Linked DNA regions of Homo sapiens: region 1 is linked to region 2. Evidence: chromatin loops called from intact Hi-C (ENCODE). Cell type or tissue: endothelial cell of umbilical vein. All regions are shown on one strand. Links, peaks and the distances in the headings refer to the core of each region. The heading gives the core; the rest is flanking DNA. Region 1 has its middle 41 kb from the start of SLC29A4. Region 2 overlaps RNF216 (ring finger protein 216).

The links. A loop is a pair of places that touch in the nucleus more often than their neighbours do. Peaks named below come from ENCODE experiments on the same cell type or tissue, not always from the same donor. Only the 100,000 strongest peaks of a DNase experiment are listed, where the experiment ranks them.
Region 1: it touches region 2 in a loop (11-fold over the local background); 6 of 110 quality-filtered maps call a loop at or near these places.

The regions. Positions count from the first base shown.
Region 1 is chr7:5,236,173-5,247,069 of GRCh38, reverse strand. No RefSeq gene overlaps it. Among named protein-coding and RNA genes, the nearest start is that of SLC29A4, 41 kb to the left of the region's middle. RefSeq lists enhancers at 5,995-6,084, 6,558-6,852. In endothelial cell of umbilical vein, for the core only: a CTCF peak has its summit at 6,703 (motif pointing left); a DNase peak (open chromatin) is centred at 6,669; H3K4me3 peaks cover 552 bases.
Region 2 is chr7:5,699,579-5,710,475 of GRCh38, reverse strand. The region is part of intron 13 of RNF216 (ring finger protein 216); the gene reads left to right. Among named protein-coding and RNA genes, the nearest start is that of MIR6874, 6.9 kb to the left of the region's middle. RefSeq lists enhancers at 1,770-1,839, 7,327-8,526, 8,990-9,269. In endothelial cell of umbilical vein, for the core only: a CTCF peak has its summit at 5,828 (motif pointing right); a DNase peak (open chromatin) is centred at 5,855.

The DNA.
Region 1 (10,897 bases), core at 1,976-9,975, 460 kb after region 2:
AGGCTGTGTATTTGAGTTGCTAACCGCTAAGAAGGAATACAGCAATGACGGGAGGGGGTCCCTGAAGACTTAGCTAACACAGTGAAGCTGGCCGGGCACTGTGGTTCATGCCTATAATCCCAGCACTTTGGGAGGCCGAGGTGAGCGGATCACTTGAGGTCAGGAATTCGAGACCAGGCTGGCCAATATAGTAAAACCCTGTCTCTAGTAAAAATATGAAAATCAGCTGGGGATGGTGGTGTGCACCTGTAATCCCAGCTACTCGGGAGGCTAAGGCCGAAGAATCACTTGAACCTGGGAGCCGGAGGTTGTGGTGAGCCGAGGTCATGCCACTGCACTCCAGCCTGGGCAACAGAGTGAGAGACTCCATCTCAAAAAAATAAATAAATAAAAAATAAACACAGTGTAGCTGCGGAGCACGGCGGGGAACTCACAGGGAAGCAAGAGCCCCCAAGGCCTATTTCTGCAGTAAGGAAGGTGTTGGCCTAAATGGAAGAGACAGAAAATCGCCAGGTTCCCTGGGAAATGACTGTGTTCAAAATCAAACAAGCAATCTTGGTCAAAAAGACAGGGGAGCGCCTGATAGGGTCAGGCTTTGGGAGGCTGTGAGAATAGTGAGTTCAGAGTTTGCATGAGCAAAATGGTTTTACACAGTTCTGCATGGCAGATGATGGGAATTTTCTGAACAACCCAGGAGAAAATTATATTTAGATGTCATATTCTAAATACATCCTCTGGGATCCTGTGACTGTGTCTGCAAAAATGAACGAAAAATCTTTTATTTCCTTCCATTCACGGGTCCTGTCAAATATCTGTGGATCGTAAAGTGTCCCACGCTCAAGAAAACTGTGGAGTGGACCTTGAAGGGCTTCCCCACCTGTGCAGGAGGGAAGATTCGGGACAAACCGCAGGGTGGCCAGAGAGAGGAAGCACCCCACCAGGCAGGAATAGGGTGTGAAGGAACAATACAGTATGCCCTTTAAAACATACATTGGCAGGGCTTGGTGCAGTGGCTCAAGCCTGTTAATCCCAGCACTTTGGGAGGCCAAGGTAGGAGGATTGCTGGAGGCCAGGAGTGCAAGACCAACCTCAGCAACATAGGGAGATGCCCTGTCTCTAAAAAATTTTTAAAAATTAGCCGGGGGTGGTGGTGCACACCTGTAGTCCCAGCTACTCAGGAGGCAGAGGTGGAGGATTGCTGGCCCAGGAGGTTGAGGCTGCAGTGAACTATGATCATGCCACTGCATTCCAGCCTGGGTGACAACCTGGGAAGTGGAGGTTGCAGTGAGCTGAGATCGCACCATTGCTCTCCGGCCTGGGGGACAAGAGCAAAACTCCATCTCAAAAATAAATAAATAAATAAATAAATAATAATAAACAAATAAAAAATCCAATGTCTCCAATGATCAGGACCTATGATGACTCCACGGACATTAGCTCAATGGCCACATTAATGCAGGATATAGCCTGCTTGGCTTCTGCATCCATCCATCCGCAGCCACACGGCCACTTAGAGCCCAGGCTGGAATCCTGGTCTGGGACAAAGGCCAGTGATCTTTCCAACACTGCGTGCCCAGGAATCACACACGTCTACACACATGTGCACACATGCATGCAAGTGAACATGCCACCCTGGCTCCACGCCGTCCTCCATGCTTGCCAGCAGGGTGGGCATGGTCTTGCATTCAGACACCCTGCTCTGTGGTCTCCAGACTTTATTTTTATTTTTATTTATTTATTTATTTTTGAGATAGTCTTGCTCTGTTGCCAGGCTGGAGTGCAGTGGCGTGATCTTGGCTCACTGCAACCTCTGCCTCCCGGGCTCAGGCGATTCTTCTGCCTCAGCCTCCTGAGTAGCTGGGACTAATGGCACCTGCCACCACACCTAATTTTTTTTTTTTTTTTTTTTTTTTGAGACAGAGTCTTGCTCTGTCGCCCAGGTAGAGTGCAGTGGCGCAATCTCGGCTCACTGTAAGCTCCGCCTCCCAGGTTCATGCCATTCTCCTGTCTCAGCCTCCTGAGTAGCTGGGACTACAGGCGCCTGCCACCACGCCCGGCTGATTTTTTTGTATTTTTTAGTAAAGACGGGGTTTCACCGTGTTAGCCAGGATGGTCTCAATCTCCTGACCTCGTGATCTGCCCGCCTCGGCCTCCCAAAGTGCTGGGATTACAGGTGTGAGCCACTGCGCCCGGCCTGTTTCAAGCCTCTCAAGTACCTCCTGCATTCCTATCACTCAGCATGCACCCTTTCCAGGCAGCCTCTTTTGTCCAACACACAAATGTGTTGTCAGACAATGGATTCCAATTTTGGGATTGGAAAAAAAAGATTCCCATTAGTAACGCAGGGAGAACACACAATCATTGTGGGGCTACATACTAATGTGAATAAATCAGCTCCTAACAGGCTCTCTCTGTTAGAAAAGTCACCAGAAGGAAACACACAGCAGTGTTAACCCCAGGTTAGCTCTGGCACTGGCAGTTACAGGTGATCTTTCTTTTCTTTTCTTTTCTTTTCTTTTTTTTTTTTTTTTTTTTTGAGATAAAGGCTCACTCTGTCGCCCAGGCTGGAGTGCAGTGGCATGATCTCAGCTCATCACAACCTCCGCCTCCCAGGTTCAAGCGATTCTCCTGCCTCAGCCTCCCGAGTAGCTGGGATACAGGTGCCTGCCACCATGCCCGGCTAATTTTTCTATTTTTAGTAGAGATGGGATTTTGCCATCTTGTCCAGGCTGGTCTTGAACTCCTGACCTCAGATGATCCACCCACCTTGGCCTCCCAAAGTGCTGGGATTACACAGGTGTAAGCCCCTGTGCCTGGCTAGAGACTGGTTTTTGTTGTTTTGTTGTTGTTGTTGTTTTTGAGACAGGGTCTCACTCTATCCCCCAGGTTGGAATGTGGTGGTGCGATCATAGCTCACTGCAGCCTTGATCGAGACCCTGGGCTCAAGTGATCCTCCCATCTCAGCCTCCCCAGTAGCTGGGACTACAGGTGCGTGCCACTATGCCCAGCTAGGGGCAGGGACAGTTTGTGAAAAGAGCCACTTGCTGCCATGTAGGACGAGCTCTCTCTCTCCGATGACCCCATCCAAATCCTTCTGGAGGACAGGGCCTGGGGAGGGACCCGTGCTCCGAAGCCCCAAAGCCCTCTCTGATGGAAACTGCCCAGTGATGGGCACAGCTCTACGTGTCTTCATCTTTCTAGGAGCCCAGAGGTTCTTCCAGATTTGGGGTGCCTCCTTAAGAGGGACCCCCAGAACACTGACACAGTCTGACCCCTGGAGTCAGGGGGTGGGGACAGGAGCTGATCCCTTGAACTTCCTCAAAAGGAGCAGAAAGCTGAAAATAACCAGAAAAGATGCTCCCCAGAGCCTTAAGCAAAGGAGCTCGTCTGAACAAATTGCGGGTTTTTCTCCTTTGCCGGCAACACGGCAGCCACAGCCCTCAGCCCTGCCTGCGGTGCCCACCTGAAGCAAACAGAGTGACTTTGCCAACCACAGTGACGTTCTGCATTGGTGTAGGTTTCAGGACAGAATGGAGCAGCCTGGGCGCTCCCACGAAGGTCAAGAAGGACATAAATGACAGAGCTGGCCAGCGGCCAGGACGCGGGGCCCATGGTGGGTTCTGGGGCAGTGGCCAGGGACCCTCCTGGGGGCCATTTGTCAGCACCAAGGAGGCTGCAGGGACCTGACTGCGAGTCTGTCAAGAAGAGGGCCGCAGGCAGCCTGGGGCATGGTGCCATGGTCTGGGCTTGGGGGTGGATGGTGGCCAATCCCAGAACGCATCTCTGCATCTCAGAAGGGGCCCAGGGAAGCCAGGGTGGGGTGGCTGAGGGTGGGGAGCTATGCAGATCCTGGCTCTTCAGACAAGGACAGCAGGGGCCTCCCCCGGCCCTGTTCCCTCAGCCTCTGCCAGGAGCAACTGAACCCTGTCCTGCCCTGTGCCACCAGCTGGGATGAGTTACCTTGCCCAGGAGAGTCTTCTATTTGGGGAGGGGTGTTTTGTGAGCAAAGTGCCCTGAAGCCAATGGGTCACTGTGCACACCATGAGGCGTTTCTTTCATTCTAAGGTGTCACTTAGTTACGGATTTCCAGGGGACAGGTGGCCAAATTAATGACCCTGGGCTGTGAAACACTCCAATTTTCTTTCTTTCTTTCTTTCTTTCTTTCTTTCTTTCTTTCTTTCTTTCTTTCTTGCTTGCTTGCTTGCTTGCTTGCTTTCTCTCTTTCTTTCCCTTCCTTCCTTCCTTTCTTTCTTTCTCTCTCTTTCCCTTCCTTCCTTTCTTTCTTTCTCTCTCTCTTTCTTTCCCTTCCTTCCTTTCTTTCTCTCTCTTTCTTTTCCTTCCTTCCTTCCTTCCTTCCTTTCTTTCTCTCTTTCTTTCCCTTCCTTCCTTCTTTCCTTCCTTCCTTTCTTTCATTCTTTCTTTCTTTCTCTCTCTCTTTCTTTTCCTTCCTTCCTTTCTTTCTATCTTTCTCTCTCTCTCTTTCTTTCCCTCCCTCCCTCCCTCCCTCTCTCTCTCTTTCTTTCTTTCTTTCTGACAGAGTCTCACTCTGTTACCCAGGCTGGAGTGTAGGGGTGCGATCTTAACTCGCTGCAATCTCCGCTTCCTGGGTTGAAGCGATTCTCGTGCCTCAGCCTCCTGAGTAGCTGGGAGTACAGGCACGCACCACCAAGCCTGGTTAATTTTTGTATTTTTTAAAGGAGACGGGGCTTTGCCATGTTGGCCAGGCTGGCCTCGAACTCCTGGCCTCGAATGATCCACCTGCCTTGGCCTTCCAAAGTGCTGGGATTACAGGCGTGAGCCACCGTGCCCCGCCCCTAACACTCCAATTTCATAAACACCACCACAGGGAAGGAATGGTCTTAGAATGAGTAGGTGGCTGCGTGTGGTGCCTCATGACTGTATTCCCAGCACTTTGGGAAACTGAGGTAGGAGGACTGCTTGAGCCCAGGAGTTTAAGACCAGCCTGGGCAATGTACCGAGAACCTGCCTCTACAAAAAGGCATAGTAGTGGGCACCAGGAGTCCCAGCTACTTGGGAGACTGAGGTGGGAGGATCACTTGAGCCCAGGAGGTTGAGGCTGCAGTGAGCTGTGATCCCACCACTGCACTCCAGCCTGGGTGACAGAGTGAGACCCGAACTCTAAAAGAAAAAAGAAAGAATGAGGCTGGGTGCAGCGGCTCATGCCTGTAATCCCAGCACTTTGGGAGGCCGAGGCAGGCGGATCACCTAAGGTCAGGAGTTCGAGACCAGCCTGGCCAACATGGCGAAACCTCATCTCTACTAAAAGTACAAAAATTACCCAGGCGTGGTGGCACGTGCCTGTAATCCCAGATACTCGGGAGGCTGAGGCAGGAGAATCGCTTGAACCTGGGAGGCGGAGGTTGCGGTGAGCTGAGATTGTACCACTGCACTCCAGCATGGGTGACAGAGTGAAACTCCATCTCAAAAAAAAAAAAAAAAAAGGAAGGAAGGAGGGAGGGAGGGAAGGAAGGAAGGGAGGGAAAAAAAAGAGAGAAAGGACCATGTATTGCCCAGGCAGAGCCTTATGGTTTACACTCACTGCTCTCGAACCTCACTCCCTGTACCTGCTGTTATCTCCGTGGGATGCAGGGAAGCCAAGGGCCTCTCTAGCACTTTCTCCATCCTGAGGTGCTGGGCAGCTCTCTCCTCAGGCTCTCTCGGGAGCTGTCTGTGCTTGGCCACCCTCCTTCCCCGGGGACATATCAGACTACACAGTGCCTGCTTCAGAGCAGACAGCGTTTGCTGGTGCGGGGTGTGTGTGTGTGTGTGTGTGTGTGTGTGCGCACGTGTCTATGTGTGTGTGTGTTGGGAGAGCCTCTGTCTGAAGGCTGAGGTCAGGAGCTCAGAGTCAAGCCGTCTGGGGGTGATGCTCCGGTCGCCCTCTCTAGATCTGACTGGCTTTTTCTTTTTCTTTCTTTCTTTTTTTTTTGACATGCACTCTCACTCTGTCGCCCAGGCTGGAGTGCAGTGGCGCGATCTCGGCTCACTGCAACGTCCGCCTCCCAGGTTCAAGTTAGTGTTCTGCCTCGGCCTCCTGAGTAGCTGGGATTACAGGCGCCCGCTACCATGCCCAGCTAATTTTTGTATTTTTAGTAGAGACGGGGTTTCACCATGTTGGCCAGGCTGGCCTCAAACTCCTGACCTCAGGTGATCCGCCTGTCTCAGCCTCCCAAAGTGCTGGGATTACAGACGTGAGCCACCTCGCCCGGCCTGACCGGCTTTATCGATTCACCATTTTAAATGGTGATGAATCGGCTCTCCCGCGGGGGAATGGCATGATTAGGAAACAGGTCGTTGAGAGGGGAGGGGTGGCCAATAAGAAGGCAGGCGGCCAGGAGGCCGTGGGGCTACAGACAGGGGAGGGAGCTGCCGCTGGAATGGAGTCCCACTGTGGCAAGGTCACCCTCTCCCCGGAGGGAGAGGCGCCCTCCGAGACCCACATTCATCCACAGGCGGTAACGAGAACAGAGTGAAATTCCCATTGTCGGAGGAAGCCAGGTTTCTCCACGGCCTCTGTTTGCCATTTTTGCATTGGGAGTTCATTCAAACTAGCACATTGGCGAAGCTCCCGGGTGCGACCGCCCAGCCCCCAAGGACACAGTCTGACCAGGGCACCCTCCCCCACAGCTCGCCAACCCACCAGCCCCGCAGATGTCTGCACAGTTGGGAGACTTCCACCACCTAGTGGCCGTGAAGAAAACCATCCACCCTCCTCAGAGCTCGGGGTTGGGAGGAGACTCAGGCGGCTCCTGAGGTCCTGATGGTCTATCCGTCTGTGTCTCGCAGCGTTAGGGTCCAGAGAAACACAGGAAAGGCAGGGCGGGGGCGGGGAGGGGTGCAGGGGAGCTCACCTGGCCCGGCCTGCCTCCCTTGTCTACCCAGCTTGCAGGGCCTCAGCAGCTCCAGGAGTCTGACAACAGCGCTCTGGGGAGGAAAATCTTACCAAGGAAGAGTTTGTAACTGTAGCATGCTTGTAAACTAGAATATTATTATTTTTTTTTTTGGTAGAGGCTGCGGCGGGTCTCAAACTGTTGCCCAGGCTGGTCTCGAACTCCTGGCCTCAAGTGATCTTCCTGTCTCAGCCTCCTGAGTAGCTGGGCATATCAGCCCACCTGGCTAATTTTTTTTTTTTTTTTTTTTTTTTTTTTTGAGCTGGAGTCTCGCTCTGTCGCCCAGGCTGGAGTGCAGTGGCGCGATCTCGGCTCACTGCAAGCTCCGCCTCCCGGGTTCACGCCATTCTCCTGGCTCAGCCTCCCGAGTAGCTGGGACTACAGGCGCCCGCCACCACGCCCGCCTAAGTTTTTGTATTTTTAGTAGAGAGGGGGTTTTACCGTGTTAGCTGGGATGGTCTTGATCTCCTGACCTTGTGATTCTCCTGCCTCGGCCTCCAAAGTGCTGGGATTACAGGCGTGACCCACCATGCCCGGCCACACCTGGCTAATTTTTTAATTTTTCGTAAAGACGGGGGTCTTGCTCTGTTGCCCAGGCTGGTCTTCAACTCCCAGCCTCAAGCAATCCTCTCACCTCGGGCTCTCAAAGTGCTGGGATTACAGGTGTGAGCCACTGTGCCTGGCCCCTAGGATACTATTTTATATTTCTAAAGATATCTGCATTATTTATTTATTTATTTATTTATTTTTGAGACAGAGTCTCACTCTGTCGTCCAGGCTGGAGTGCGGTGGCGCCATCTCGGCTCACTGCAACCTCCGCCTCCCGGGTTCAAGCGATTCTCCTGCCTCGGCCTCCCGAGTTGCTGGGATTACAGGCACGCGCCACCACGCTCAGCCAATTTTTTTATATTTTTAGTAGAGATGGGGTTTCACCACGTTGGCCAGGCTGGTCTCGAACTCCTGACCTTGTGATCTGCCTGCCTCGGCCTACCAAAGTGCTGCGATTCCAGGCGTGAGCCACCGCGCTCAGGCAATTTTTTGTATTTTTAGTAGAGACGGGGTTTCACCATTTTGGCCAGGCTGGTCTCGAACTCCTGACCTCGTGATCCGCCCGCATCAGCCTCCCGAAGTGCTGGGATTCCAGGCGGGACCCTCTGCGCCCACCGGGTGCTTGGCTTTAAAGGTGACTTGTCCTCCCGCCCACGCCATTCCTCAGAGTCACTGCAGGACTGAATGAATGGCGAGGGCAGGCGGGCAGGAGGCTCCAGGACTTCCTTCAGAGCCCGTTTCATTTTACTTAGGGCTTCTGCTAGTTAGTACCCGTGTGCTCTGGGATGCTGGTTTAAGCAGAAAATCCCAGCTGTTATTTCCAAAGCTGGTGGCGGAGTTTAGAAGTTTCTCGACTTAACATGCACCGTGCCTCCTCACACCGAGCGCAGATCCGCGCCCTGCAGACAGAGCTGTGCGCGCCAGGGAGCCAGTTCCCCAACCCTGCCGTTCTGCGGCCCTCGGTGGACTTCGGTCCGAACTCTCCCAGGTCCCCAGGCTCAGGCACAGGCTCAGCACTAAACGCACCAGGGAAGGTCAAGAGGAGGGCGCTGAGGGGACCTCCCCGAGGGAGAGGAAAGGCAGGGAAAAGTCTTCAGATTCCCTTGAGGAAAGGTGCTTCGCCGTCGCAGGGAGCCCAAGCACATTTCTGCGCTGACCCACTAAAAAGTAATGTCGCACAGGAAGAAAAAGCCACTTCTAAAAGCAGCAACAGGGCCGGGCGCAGTGGCTCACGCCCGTAATCTCAACACTTTGGGAGGTCGAGTCGGGTGGATCACCTGAGGTCAGGAGGTTTTTTTGTTTGTTTGTTTGTTTGTTTTTTGTGACAGAGTCTTGCTCTGTCGCCCAGCCTGGAGTGCAGTGGCGTGATCTTGGCTCACTGCAACCTCCGTCTCGCAGGTTCAAGTGATTCTTCTGCCTCAGCCTCCCGAGTAGCTGGGACTACAGGGGCGCACCACCAAGCCAGGCTAATTTTTTTTTCTTTTTTAGTAGAGACGGGGTTTCACCATATTGGCCAGGCTGGTCTCGAACTCCTGACCTCAGGTGATCCGCCCACTTCAGCCTCCCAAAGTGCTGGGATTACAGGCGTGAGCCACCGCGCCCGGCCGAGGCCAGGAGTTTGAGAACAGCCTTGGAAACATGGTGGAACCTCGTCTCTACAGAAACATGCAAAATTATCCAGGCTTGGTGGTGCGCACCTGTAATCCCAGCTACTCCAGAGGCTGAGGCAGGAGAACTGCTTGAACCTGAGAGGTGGAGGTTGCAGTGACCCAAGATCATGTCATTGCACTCCAGCCTGGGCTACAGAGCGAGACTCCCATCTCAAAGAAAAAAAAAATAAAATCAGAAGCAGAAGCTGTAACAGAAACAGAAATCAGCACAGGGAATAGTGGAGTCTTGTGTGTGTCCGAGGGATGACACGATGCTCAGCGTCTGCTCAGACAGACGGTGGCTGTGAGAAGCCCTGATGGGAGAGCTGCCAGCCTGGACAGCCGGCTGTGAAGACTCCACGCCAACCAACGTCCCGCAGGCCGCACGGAGATGGGCAGGACCGAAACACACAAGGCTTGGCCTTTGATGAAAAGGAACTCCCCAAGCCAGAAGGAAGTGTGTGATGAAGCAATTCAGCTCAGAGAAGGATGTGCTTCTAGAAGAATCGCCGCATCAGCACTATGTTTAAACTCACATGCTAATCCAAACATGGACCGGCAAGAACGCAGGCGGAACAGGTCCACCGTGTCCTGGCCCACGCACAAGCGGGCCAGCTGTTCCACCAACGCAATCATTCAGCTGCGGCGACACCCGGAGGGGCTCCCCTGTGTAATGCCCCCCACCCTGGGAGAGCTGGGTTTCTTTTTGTTTTCTTTTTTCTTTTTCTTTTTTTTTTTTTTGAGACGGAGGCTCACTCTGTCGCCAGGCTGGAGTGCAGTGGGCGATCTCGGCTTACTGCAAGCTCCACCTCCCGGGTTCAGGCCATTCTCCTGCCTCAGCCTCCCGAGTAGCTGAAACTACAGGCGCCTGCAACCACGCCCGGCTACTTTTTTGTATTTTTAGTAGAGACGGGGTTTCACCGTGTTAGCCAGGACTATCTCGATCTCCTGACCTCGTGATCCACCCGCCTCGGCCTCCCAAAGTGCTGGGATTACAGGTGTGAGCCACCACGCCTGGCCGAGTTGGGTTTCTTTAAAAGATTTTAGTCAGGCTTCTGGCATTTTGCTATAATATTCTAGGTAGAATTATAGGGCAATTTGGTACAAATTAGATGTTTAAGGCTGGGCTCGGTGGCTCATGCCTGTAATCCCAGTACTTCGGGAGGCCGAGGTGGGTGGATCACGAAGTCAGGAATTCGAGACCAGTCTGACCAACGTGGTGAAACCCCGTCTCTACTAAAAGTACAAAAATTAGCCTTGCGTGGTGGTGGGCACCTGTAATCCCAGCTACTCAGGAGGCTGAGGCAGGAGAATCGCTTGAACTTGGGAGGCAGAGGTTGCAGTGAGCTGAGATCGCACCACTGCACTCCAGCCTGGGTGACAGAGTGAGACTGTCTCAAAAACAAACCAAACAAACAAAAACAAATGAGATGTTCAGCCTGTGAGTAGGCAACAAAAAAATAGAACACAGGTTTTAATTTTAAGAGAGGGGGTCTTGCTATGTGGTCCAGACTGGCCTTGCCTCAAATTGCTGGTCTCAAGCGATCCTCCTGCCTTGGCCTCCCAAGAAGCTGGGATTATAGGTGTGAGCCACCACGTCCAATTCTTTAGCGTGTTATAAAATGCTGATAGCAATGGGCTTTCAGTCAGATTTGGTGGGGGAATGTAATCAGTATGTTCACCTGAAGCTCAGGCAGGCACACACACACACACTCACAGACACACACACACACACACATGCACGCACACTGGCAGCACCAAAAACAGCTTCACCTAAAATGAAGTGTT
Region 2 (10,897 bases), core at 1,492-9,491:
GTTTCAAAGAAGGTCTGCCAGTGAAAGTGCTTATGTACAATTGGGAAGGCCAAAGAAGAGGAGAGACCATTATTCTCTGAGGACGTTTTTTGTTTTTGTTTTTGTTTTTAAGTTTTGAGGCAGGGTCTCACTCTGTTGCCCAGGCTGGAGTGCAGTGGCACGATCTCAGCTCACTGCAACCTCCGCCTCCTGGCTTCAAGCAGTTCTCCTGCCTCAGCCTCCCAAGTAGCTGGGATCACAGGTATGCGCCACCACGCCTGACTGATTTTTATATTTTTAGTAGAGATGAGGTTTCACCATGTTGGCCAGGCTGGTCCTGAACTCCTGGCCTCCAGTGATCCGCCCACCTCAGCCTTCCAAAGTGCTGGTATTACAGGTGTAAGCCACCACCCCCAGCCTGAAGACATTTAAAAGCAGCTGCATTGGTTGCCCAGTGGCTCATGCCTGTAATCCCAGCACTTTGAGAGGCTGAGGCAGGAGGATCTCTTGAGACTAGGAGTCCGAGACCAGCCTGAGCAACATAGACCCTATCTCTACAAAAAAAATTTTAAAACTCAGCTAGGCATGGTGGTGTGTGCCCATAGTCCTAGCTACTTAAGAGACTGAGGCAGGACAATCAGTTGAGCCCAGGAGATTGAGGCTGCACTGAGCCATGATTGCGCCACTGCACTCTAGCCTGGACAACAGACTAAGACTCTGTCTTTAAAAGAAAAAAATTTAAAAAATAAAAGCCTGAGGGCACACATGAGTCTGGAACAGCATCTAGTGAGTATCAACTTGGCATGTTGGTGGGAGCTTCCCAGGGGCTCTTAAGATCCCAAATAGGAACACCACATATGTTTTTGTTTGTCTATGGGAGGAATATACATGGCCTGCTGAACTTGAAGGTAGCCATGTAGCTTCTTGTGGTCAGTGAAACATGTGAGTAGTTAGATCACTTGCAGAAAAAGCCGTAAAGGCATGTGGTGTGGGGTAGTGTCAAGATGACAGAAGAGAAAGCTCCAGACCCTCTTTTTCCCATAGAGAGAACAGTTCAACAACAACGGAAGGACCATTTCTCTCTGTGAGAAATCCAGAAACCAGTTGCATCAAAGGCTGGGGAATTTGTGACGCTGGCTCTCCAGAGTTCCTCCCCCTGGCACAGCACCATGTGATTGGGAGGAAGCTCCCAACTCCTGGCATCTTTCTGGGGAGGAAAAAGAAGACTGGAACATATATCTAATATTCAGACCTTTCAGGAGGCTGCTCAAGGGACTGGTTTCTGTCTTGTCTCACAGGAAAGGGCACCAGGTTGGGGACCTCTGAGGACAAATGGGATGGTGAAACTAGCACGTACTGACTCCTCATTGCCCTCTCCCTGCTCTTCTCGGGAGGGAAGGAGTTGGAGCATGAGTCCAGCATTCTAGGTTTTCTGGAGTCTGCCCAAGACTCTCGTTCCTGTCTCACTCGATGAAGCACTGATGGGACCTGGCATGGTCTAGGTCCCTGGGGGCTGCTGAGAACAAGAGAAAGCTGGGTGGTTTGTACTGCGCCAGAGGACCCACGGTACAGTAGGCAGAGTCCAGTGCACCTCGAAGGCTGCTTTTTGGGTCCAGGGGAAGAGTAGAGCATGTGTTCAGCATTTGGGCTTCTCAAGGGGCTGCCTGAGGGACTGGCTTCTGTCTCACCCAACTCACTGCTGGCAGAACCCAACCTACTCTAGATGCCTTGGAGCTGCTGAGGCCAAAAAAGAGCTGGGCAGCTTACAGCAGCTCCAGAGGGCCTGTGATACCTCAGACAGGCACCAGAAGAAGCAAGAGCTTGCAAGCTCCTGAAAAAAGGAAAACAAAAGCCTGAGCACTTATATTAGCCTACGATTTAGCAAAATCTTCTTGCAGGAAGCCTATTTTAGAATAAAGTATGAGTATCTCATGTAATTTATTGAGTACTGTACTGAAAGTGAAAAAGAGAATGATTGTATGGGTACTTGAATTACAGTTTCTACTGAATGTGTATCACTTTCACACCACAGTAAAGTCAAAAAGTGTAAAACCATTGTAAGTTGGAGACCATCTGTATATGCACCCGACATCAGTGCACCCAAATATGTGAAGCAAATATTGACAGCCGAAGGGAAAAATAACACAAAAATAGTAGGAGATTGCAATACCTCACTTTCAATCATTGTTAGCACCACCAGGCAGAAGATTAGTAAGGAAACAGCTGACTTGAACAACACTATAGACCTAACAGACACATACAAAATATTCTAGCCAACAGGCACAGAAAACACTTTTTCTCCTCTGTTGCGCATGGAACATTTTCCAGGATGGAGAATATTAGATCATAATACAGGTCTTAACAAATTTAAGATCAAAATCATACCAAGTATCTTTTCCAGCCACAAGGCGATACACTTAGAAATCACAAACAGCAAGAAAATTCACAAAGTATGAGAACTAAACACACTGTCCGGGCATGGTGGCTCCCACCTGTCATCCTGGCACTGTGGGAGGCCGAGGCAAGTGGATCACCTGAATTCTGGAGTTCGAGACCAGCCTGGCCAACATGGCAAAACTCTGTCTCTACTAAAAATACAAAAATTTAGCTGGGTGTGGTTGCGTGCGCCTGTAATCGCAGCTACTTGGGAGGCTGAGGCAGGAGAGAATCGCTTGAACCAGGGAGGTGGAGGTTGCGGTGAGCAGAGATTGTGCCGCTGTACTCCAGCCTGGGCGACAGAGTGAGACTCTGTCACAAAAAAAAAAAAAAAAAAAAAAACCACACACACACACTGAAAAGCTTTTTTTTACTAAGATCAGGAACAAGGCAAGGATATCACTGTCACCACTTCCATGCTATATAACACTGGAAGCCCTAGCTAGAGCTATTTGGCAGGAAAAAGCAAAAGCATCTATATCCGTGCAAGTTCACAGATAACATGATCTTATACATAGAAAAATCTGCAATTTCCACAAAAAAACTTGTTAGAATTAATATATTCAGTAAAGGTGCAGGATACAAAATTAGCACATAAAAATCAGTTGCGTTCCTGTACACTAACAAACACTCCAAAAAGAGAAATTAAGAAAATCTAATTTATAATACATCAAAAAAGTTGGAATACTTAGGAACAACTTAACCAAGGAGTGGGTAAAGACTTATACACTGAAAACTATAAAAAACTGCTGAAATAATTAAAGAAGACATAAATAAATGGAAAGACATCCCTAAAATGCATATGGAACCACAAAGGATCCCAAATATCCTAGACAGTCTTAAGAAAGAAGAACAAAGCTGGAAGCCTCACACTTCCTGACTTCAAAACTTATTACAAAGCTACAGTAATTTAAACAGGCAGACATGTAGACCAATGGAACATAATACAGTGCTCAGAAATAAATCCACACATTTATGATCAGCTGATCTTCAACAAGGGTGCAAAGAACACCCACCGGGGGAAAAGGTAGTCTCTGATTAATGGTGCTCTGTAAACTGAATATCCACATGCAAAAGAATGAACTTAGACGCTGATACCATATCTCATATCATAACACAAAAATCAACTCTTTAAATGGATTAAAGACTTAAGTGTAAGACCTGAAACTATAAAAACTAGAAGAAAACGTAGGTGGAAAGCTTCATGACATCAGTCTTGGCAATGATTTCCTGGGTATAATACCAAAAACAAGGTGACAAAAGCAAAAAACAGGCAAGTGACTACTAAGATGCTTTCAGCAAAGGAAACCATCAACAGAGTGAAAAGGCAGCCGGTGGAAAGGAATTGAAATCCTTTGGGAAAGGATCTCAGCATGTTCCTGTGTTCATTGCAGCATTATTCACAGTAGCCACAAGATGGAAACCACTTACTGACATGTTCGTCAACAGATGAATGGTTAAAATTTGGTATATTATGCAGCCTTTGAAAAGAAGGAACTCCTGGCACATACTAACAACACAGATAAACCACCTTGAGGGACATTGTGTTCAGTGCAATTAGCCAGTCATAGAAGGACAGATACTGCACGATTCCACTTAAATGCAGGATCTAAAGTAGTCAGACTCATAGAAACACAAAGTAGAACCCTGGGTGCCAGAGGCTGGGAGAAGGCAAAGTGGGGAGTCACTGTGCAGTGGGAAGTTTCAGTCATGCCAGATTAAGTTGTTTAGAGATCAGCTGTACAACATTTTGCTAACAGACCCTGTACACTTAAAAATGTGTTAATTGGGTAGTTTTTGTATTGTGTGTTTTCACCACAATTTTTTTTTTTTTTTTTTTTGAGATGGAGTGTCGCTGTGTTGCTCAGGCTGGAGTGCAGTGGTGCAATCTCAGCTCACTGCAACCTCCACCTTCCGGGTGCAAGCGATTCTCCTGCCTCAGCCTCCTGAATAGCTGGGACTACAGGCACATGCCACCATGCCCGGCTAATTTTTTGCATTTTTAGTAGAGACGGGGTTTCACCATGTTAGCCAGGATGATCTTGATCTCCTGACCTCGTAATCCTCCACCTGCTTCGGCCTCCCAGAGTGGTGTTTTGTTTTGTTTTGTTTTGTTTTGTTTTGTTTTGTTTTGTTTTGTTTTAGTTTTTGTTGAGATGGAGTTTCGCTCTTCTTGCCCAGGCTGGAGTGCAATGGTATGATCTTGGCTCACCATAACCTCCGCCTCCCAGGTTCAAGCAATTCTCCTGCCCCAGCCTCCCGAGTAGCTGTGATTACCTGCATGTGCCACCACGCCCGGCTAATGTTGTATTTTTGTAGAGGCGGGGTTTCTCCATGTTGGTCCGTCTGGTCTCGAACTCCTGACCTCAGGTGATCTGCCTGCCTTGGCCTCCCAAAGTGCTGGGATTACAGGGTGAGCCACCGTGCCCAGCCTACCGCAGTTTTTTTTAAAGGGCATATGGTTCATTTTTTCCCTCTGCCAAGAGGGATGTGCAGCATGAGTGAGAACAAAGTCTGTTTTGAACTACTGAGGTTTGAGTTTGTTCCAGCAGCATAACCTAGCACATCCTGACTGATAAGGATCATAAGGACCATAACTGCCCTTGGAGTTGGAGAACAGGAGCAGATTTGAGAGGTAGAGGATTAGAAGGTGATATGTTGCATGTGAAGGTGGGGAGAAAGCCAGAGGTCTCACAGGCGTGTCTGGTTTGGACCACTATGTAGTTGATGATGCTGTTTACAAAACTGGAAATGGAATCCAAAAGATTCAGGAGAGATTACTTTTGTTTTGGACATGTTGAGTTTTTAGGGGAGACATCCAGTGTGTACGTGTTTTTACAATGCCTGGCACATAGTAGGTGCTCCATAAATCAGTGACCCTAGATCAGTGATCCGGGTCAGTAACACAGGGAGAGATCTAGGCTGGAAAAAGATTTTGGAGTCTGAAATGAGCAGCAAAAGGAGGAAAGAGGAGGAGAGGGGTAAGGTGCCCATCAGGGAGATTATTATTAGCTTAGAAATGCTGGGCCATGCTAAGTTTAAAGTATGTTTTTTCATTTATTCACATCTTTTTATGCCCCTCAGCAACGTTTTGCAGTGGAGAGAATGTGTGTTATGATTACATGATGGATTACAGTATGTTTCAGAACTTGACTTTCACCTATGGATAACAGCATTCACATTTTAGTTTCTAATGTTAGGGTAAGGATTGTAGGTGTTTGGCCCATCATGGAAAATAAAGTGAAAAATGTTATATGGGGACCTGAGGCAGTGACGGCCTGGTGGAGCTGGCTCAGTGACCACCAGAGGAATGAGAGAAGTCCCCACCTTGTCCTTTGGATGAGAAAGGAGAGTTTATGCCTAATCTTCTGTCCTTATTTGTGGGCTGTGGAACGAGTTGCCACTAGGTGGCACAGATGCTCCATGAGGAAAGGGTTTTCTTCCTCTTGGGTGTTTGAAAAGTATGTGTCAGCAAAACACTGTTTTGTAAGCAGAATTGACACAGTTCTTTTGGGCTCAGTACCAAAGCAAATCGCTACGTGCATTTAGACTTTATCTAAGAAGTCCATGTTATTAGCGCATACGCTTTTACCTTTCTCAGTTGTGCAAATTCTCCTTATGCCATTCTTTGTAGCAAGATGGCTAAAGCAGTCGCTAATCCTTGAGGATTCCTGATATTTAAGACATGAGCCACAAGCTAATTTTGACCCGTGTGAGACTAAGGGCACCTGCTTTCTCATTGCAGTGTCTTTGCCAGTAATATAAATTCCAGTTGGCTTTTCAGGAACTTGTCGCTCTGAAATGAGGCGTTTATATTAATACGGCATTAATATAAACGTATTAATATAAGACGGCCTCTGGAGGAGGACTTGAATGGCTGGAATCAGTCCTCTGGAATCCCTGAAGAATAAGACACTGTATCTTTGATGAAATGGAGAGAGTCTTTGTTTCATTGATATGATGGAATGCTTTTGTCAAGGCTCTCAGCTCCCTTGTGTGTTCTCAGATAAAGAATTCATTAGTTTGTTTTCAGTGTGCTGCTTTTAGGAATGAATTGGGTGTGTTTGGTGTGAGACTGAAGAGTGTTACATAAAAGGAGATTTGAAGGTGATGCTTCTGGAATATGTATTCTTAGGGTCAGAAGTTTCACTGTTGAGTCTTTTCTGCCTTGCCACAGCCATAACTTTGCTTTATAAACTCAGAGCTGTGTAAGTCAAGTTTTCCAGAAACTTAGGGCCACAAGGTGGAGGTTTAGGCACACTCATGAAGCAAGCGCTAACGACGAGAGACCATCAGGTGGTGAGAGTTTAATCAGAGTAACTGAAGAACATCTGGTGTAGTCTTTTCGTGGAAACTGCAAATGTGTGTGTGGTTGTGTAACCACCCATCTTTTCCCAATGTCACTTGTATTTATTTATCTTTTCTCACCTGCCAGCTTTCTTCCCTGCTTGTTTTTCTGCCCTTTCTAGGTTCCCATCCTATTCTTTGTAGCATTTGCTGTTTTTAACTTTACAGCCGTGAAGTACAACCAAAATTCACATCTGCAGTGAACCAGTTTGTTGGTTAAAAAACAGGCATCTGCAGCCTCCTACAGTAGCTGCATGGCTGCGTGAAGAGAATGTAAATGAGTGTGGACCAGCTATCAATGCCAGGGCAGCTCCAGCTGTGATGGCGGGTGGTTGGCACTTATTAACAGCACTCTAATTTGGGGCCCAGCCAGTCAGCTGACTCCTGTGCTGAGCACGGCCTTCACATTTATCTAGAGATGAATGAAGCTTGGGCCACTTGTTCCTACTATCAGGGAAGACCTTTATTCAGGAAGTAGCGTTGACAAGAACCAAATAGCTGGGTAACAAAAAGATTTTTAAGCCCACAAATGAGGACTCATTTACTGGAGTGGAAGTCCATGCTGCATGATGTGAGTCAAATATGAAGGAGGGTGGTGTGAGAATTTCTCATCATGGAATGTGACCTGCCCTTGCTCCTCCAAGGTGAGTCACTTTCTTCAGAGCCCAGCATGGGTCCCTCTGAAGAGCTTCAGGTTCAGGCCGCAGAAGGACGCTCCCTTACAGGTATATCATGTAGGGTGCCTGGCAGAGCTCTCAGCTCATATTGGTCCCCACAGCAGCCCTACAAAATAGACACTGGCTTAAAGTCAGGTGATGGTAAATGGCAGAGCTGAGTGGGTCGCAGACACCATCCCTGTGAGCCTCCCTTCCGTCACGTACTGAGCAGGGCTGGCGTCATAGCAAGGAGGCTTCAGGATTTTTAACTCTACTTGTGTCTGAGTACTTCTGTCAGTTTTCACTTTTTAAAATTTCACTTTTTAAAATTTAAAAGCATAGTGAATCTATTCATCACAGACTTCTTGATCCTGGGAAGGTTTTGGTTAATTACACACGCAAGCACATCCTCTTCCCTTACCTGCTATTGAAGCACAGTAAATACAGCATAGAGTAGATGTGTTTGTTAGATTCTTTTAAAGAAGAAGAAAAATAATAAAAGGCAAATGTTGCTTGCCTCCCTTCCCACCCTGCCTTCCCATTAAGAGTCAAATACCATGCTTGCTGTTTCAGTGATTATTCAGAAGGGAGAGAGCTGACAACCCGAAATAGGGAAAGGTAAAAATACATACGCATTATAACAAAACGCCAATATGAATAAAAATTTTATTTTTGTTTCTGCTTGGCCCTGTGGAAATAGTTTTTTACCCCTGTATTTCAGCTACTTTATCCCTCATGTCAGATGCTAATGGTAGAAGCACCTGCCTCTCCCCTTGGCCCGCCTTGGAGGAGGCTGGGAGCTGTGAGTGAACATGGACTATGCTGCCACTCCCACTCCCTCTGCAGGGCTGCTGCAGCCCCTCAGGTTTCTCCCCTCGAAACTCGCAGAGGCAACTGCTGACCCCCCGGCAGGTGGCAGAGCCCACACCCACCTGCATTTCAGAGCCAAGGAAGTCTAGAGTCAGCGTGGGCTCCGAGAACCCGGCAGCGACCTGGGGCCTCAGATGTCGCCGACCTCCCTGATCCCTAGGAAATGGGCCTGGCTCTTCCTTGTCCCAGACAACATCCTGGTGCTCCCTTCTGGTCCTGAGCTGCCTTCCTGGGTTAGTGTTTCCACCTTCTCAGGAGACCAGTCACGAACCTCCTGTTCCATTCACATGAAGAGGCATTGTTTGGGACACGTCTTTTGCTGGGCTTTCATAGTAAGTTGTCTGTTTCAACAGTTCTTTTGAAGCCCTTACGTGAGAAGTGTTGATTGATGTGCAGCTCTGCACAGCACTGGGTGCTGTGAGGCCATGAATGGCAGTGAAATGCGTGGCTGTTGCTGCATCACAGTGAGGGAAACGGTATAGCTCAGTGGTTAAGACAAGGGATTTTGATATTAAACCCACTTATGCTTTAATTCTAGCTCCTCCACTCACTAGCTTTGTGACATAGGGTGAATACTTGATCTCCCTAAGCCACATTTCCTTTCCGTGTACAATAAGAACGGTTGCACCTACCTCGTAGAGCTTTTGTGCAAAACCAATGGAAACAGCGTGGGTAAAGTGTCAAGTGCAGTGCCTGGCACTTTGTGTCACGAAGTAATAGCTGCCCAGTGAGGATGGTGTGTGCAGATGTGCGGCCTCAGGAGATGAACGGAGATCCTAGAAAGGGGGAACTGCCTCCAGTTTTGTGAACCTGCTGCCACAAGAGCATGGAGTTCCCCTAAAGTGGGCAGGTGGAAAATCCCATCAGGGAACAGAAGATGACTCATCACTCACCACTCAACTCATTTCTACCAGCTCCCCAGTGTTCTGCCATGTAAAGGGGTAGATTTTTCAACCTGATTTTTTTGCTAACTGATACATTCTATAAGAAATGACAGCTCTCCTTTAGTCCACGTTATTCAAGTTCAGAGAAGGGCCCTGTGCAACCTGGGGAGAGCCACGTGCTGGGGGAGGCTGTCGTGTGTGTGCTCCCACTCTCAGGGTCTGCACTCTCTGTCCACAGCACTGCTGTGCTCCTTCTCTCAGGTTTCATGTTGATTTCTTACTCCTACTCAGAAGGTTTAGAATCTCAGGGATGACATTCAGAAGAAATGAGTACAGGAGGGGCCTAGAAACAAAGACGGCGATACGCTATACTAGAGAACTCCAAATTAGTTGCAGTGGAGAGATGGAAATCCAGGGTTTGTCTTCTTGGTGCATTGGGCATGAGTTTTTGTCCTACTGGGAGGGCACTGGTCATCCTGCCCACCCATGGCAGCGGGCAGGCTTGGATGCCAGGGCTGCTCACCTTGGACTGTCCTTGTGGAAGGACACACCTACTTGTCTCTTTGTTGTTGTTATTTTTGGTCTCTACTAAAACACACTGTCTGTAGTACTCACAGAAAAAGATTCTCTGTGGATTTTTAACGAGTTTCTATGGGTACTTAATTAAAATTTAGTGGCTCTTTTTGTGGTTTTGTGTACTAGTTAGCTATTGCTTCTCAGGCTTGTCACAGCCTGTGGGGATCAGAAGCTTGGAGTGGCCCTCTTTCTAGAAACCACACACCACCTATTAAGTTCCTTTGTATATTTTACTAAAATAATTTAATGACATTTTTCTGTGTCTGTGGCCTCATCAAGGGAGAGATGCATGTTAGAAATTTCACAATAAAAATCCCTCAAGAATTGATACCTACAAAATACCTTTTTATAAGAAATGTTTTACCTCCTTTTTGTCATTGCACTGATTTTGTGTTGTTAGGTGTCAGCATCCTGATTTGTTGTCATGATCTCATTGTGATGTCCTTGAGAAGGGGCTGTGTGTGAGTGCACGTGTGCGGCTTGTGGTGTGTGCTGAGGTGGAAAGTGATAGTGTTCCCTCTTTGCATTCTCAGCACAGAGCACTGCAGGGTTTCCAGCCTTCCAGGTAGAAGAGAAATTGTTGCTATGGTAATACCGCAAGCATGAAAACACCCCCTGTCCCCGTGGGTGTCTGTGTCAGGGCGGGGAATGTGGAGAAGGGGAACAGTAGCAAAGAGGAGTGTTTAGGGCATCGAGCAAGATGAGAGCAAAGCCTAAGCTGAAGCTGCTGTTGGGTGGAATTTCTTGTGTTTATCCTTGAATTCAAGGTCAGATTCCAGTTGCAATGTGGTAGCTGAGAACGTAAAAGGCCTTTTATTCCTCAGTGTCTTCCCTGACTTTGAGACAAAGATAAAGAATACAGAGGGTCTCTGTCACATCTCCAGTTCCCAGAGGCCACATGGCCTTCCCACAGACCACAGTTAGAAAATGTGCGTCTGTATCTGTGGCCAGTACATCACTGCAAGTGGAATCAACCACCCAGCCCCAGAAAGCCTGCTGCCCTTCATGTCCAGTGTAACAGGCTAAGGCAGCAGTCCCTGCCATCTCTTCTGAAACTAAATAACAGTTCGTGCTCTGTTTCTGTACAATTCCCCTGGGAAGATGGACTGTGAATATCCTTGGTAATGCAGAGCCGTGATGAGAAACGAA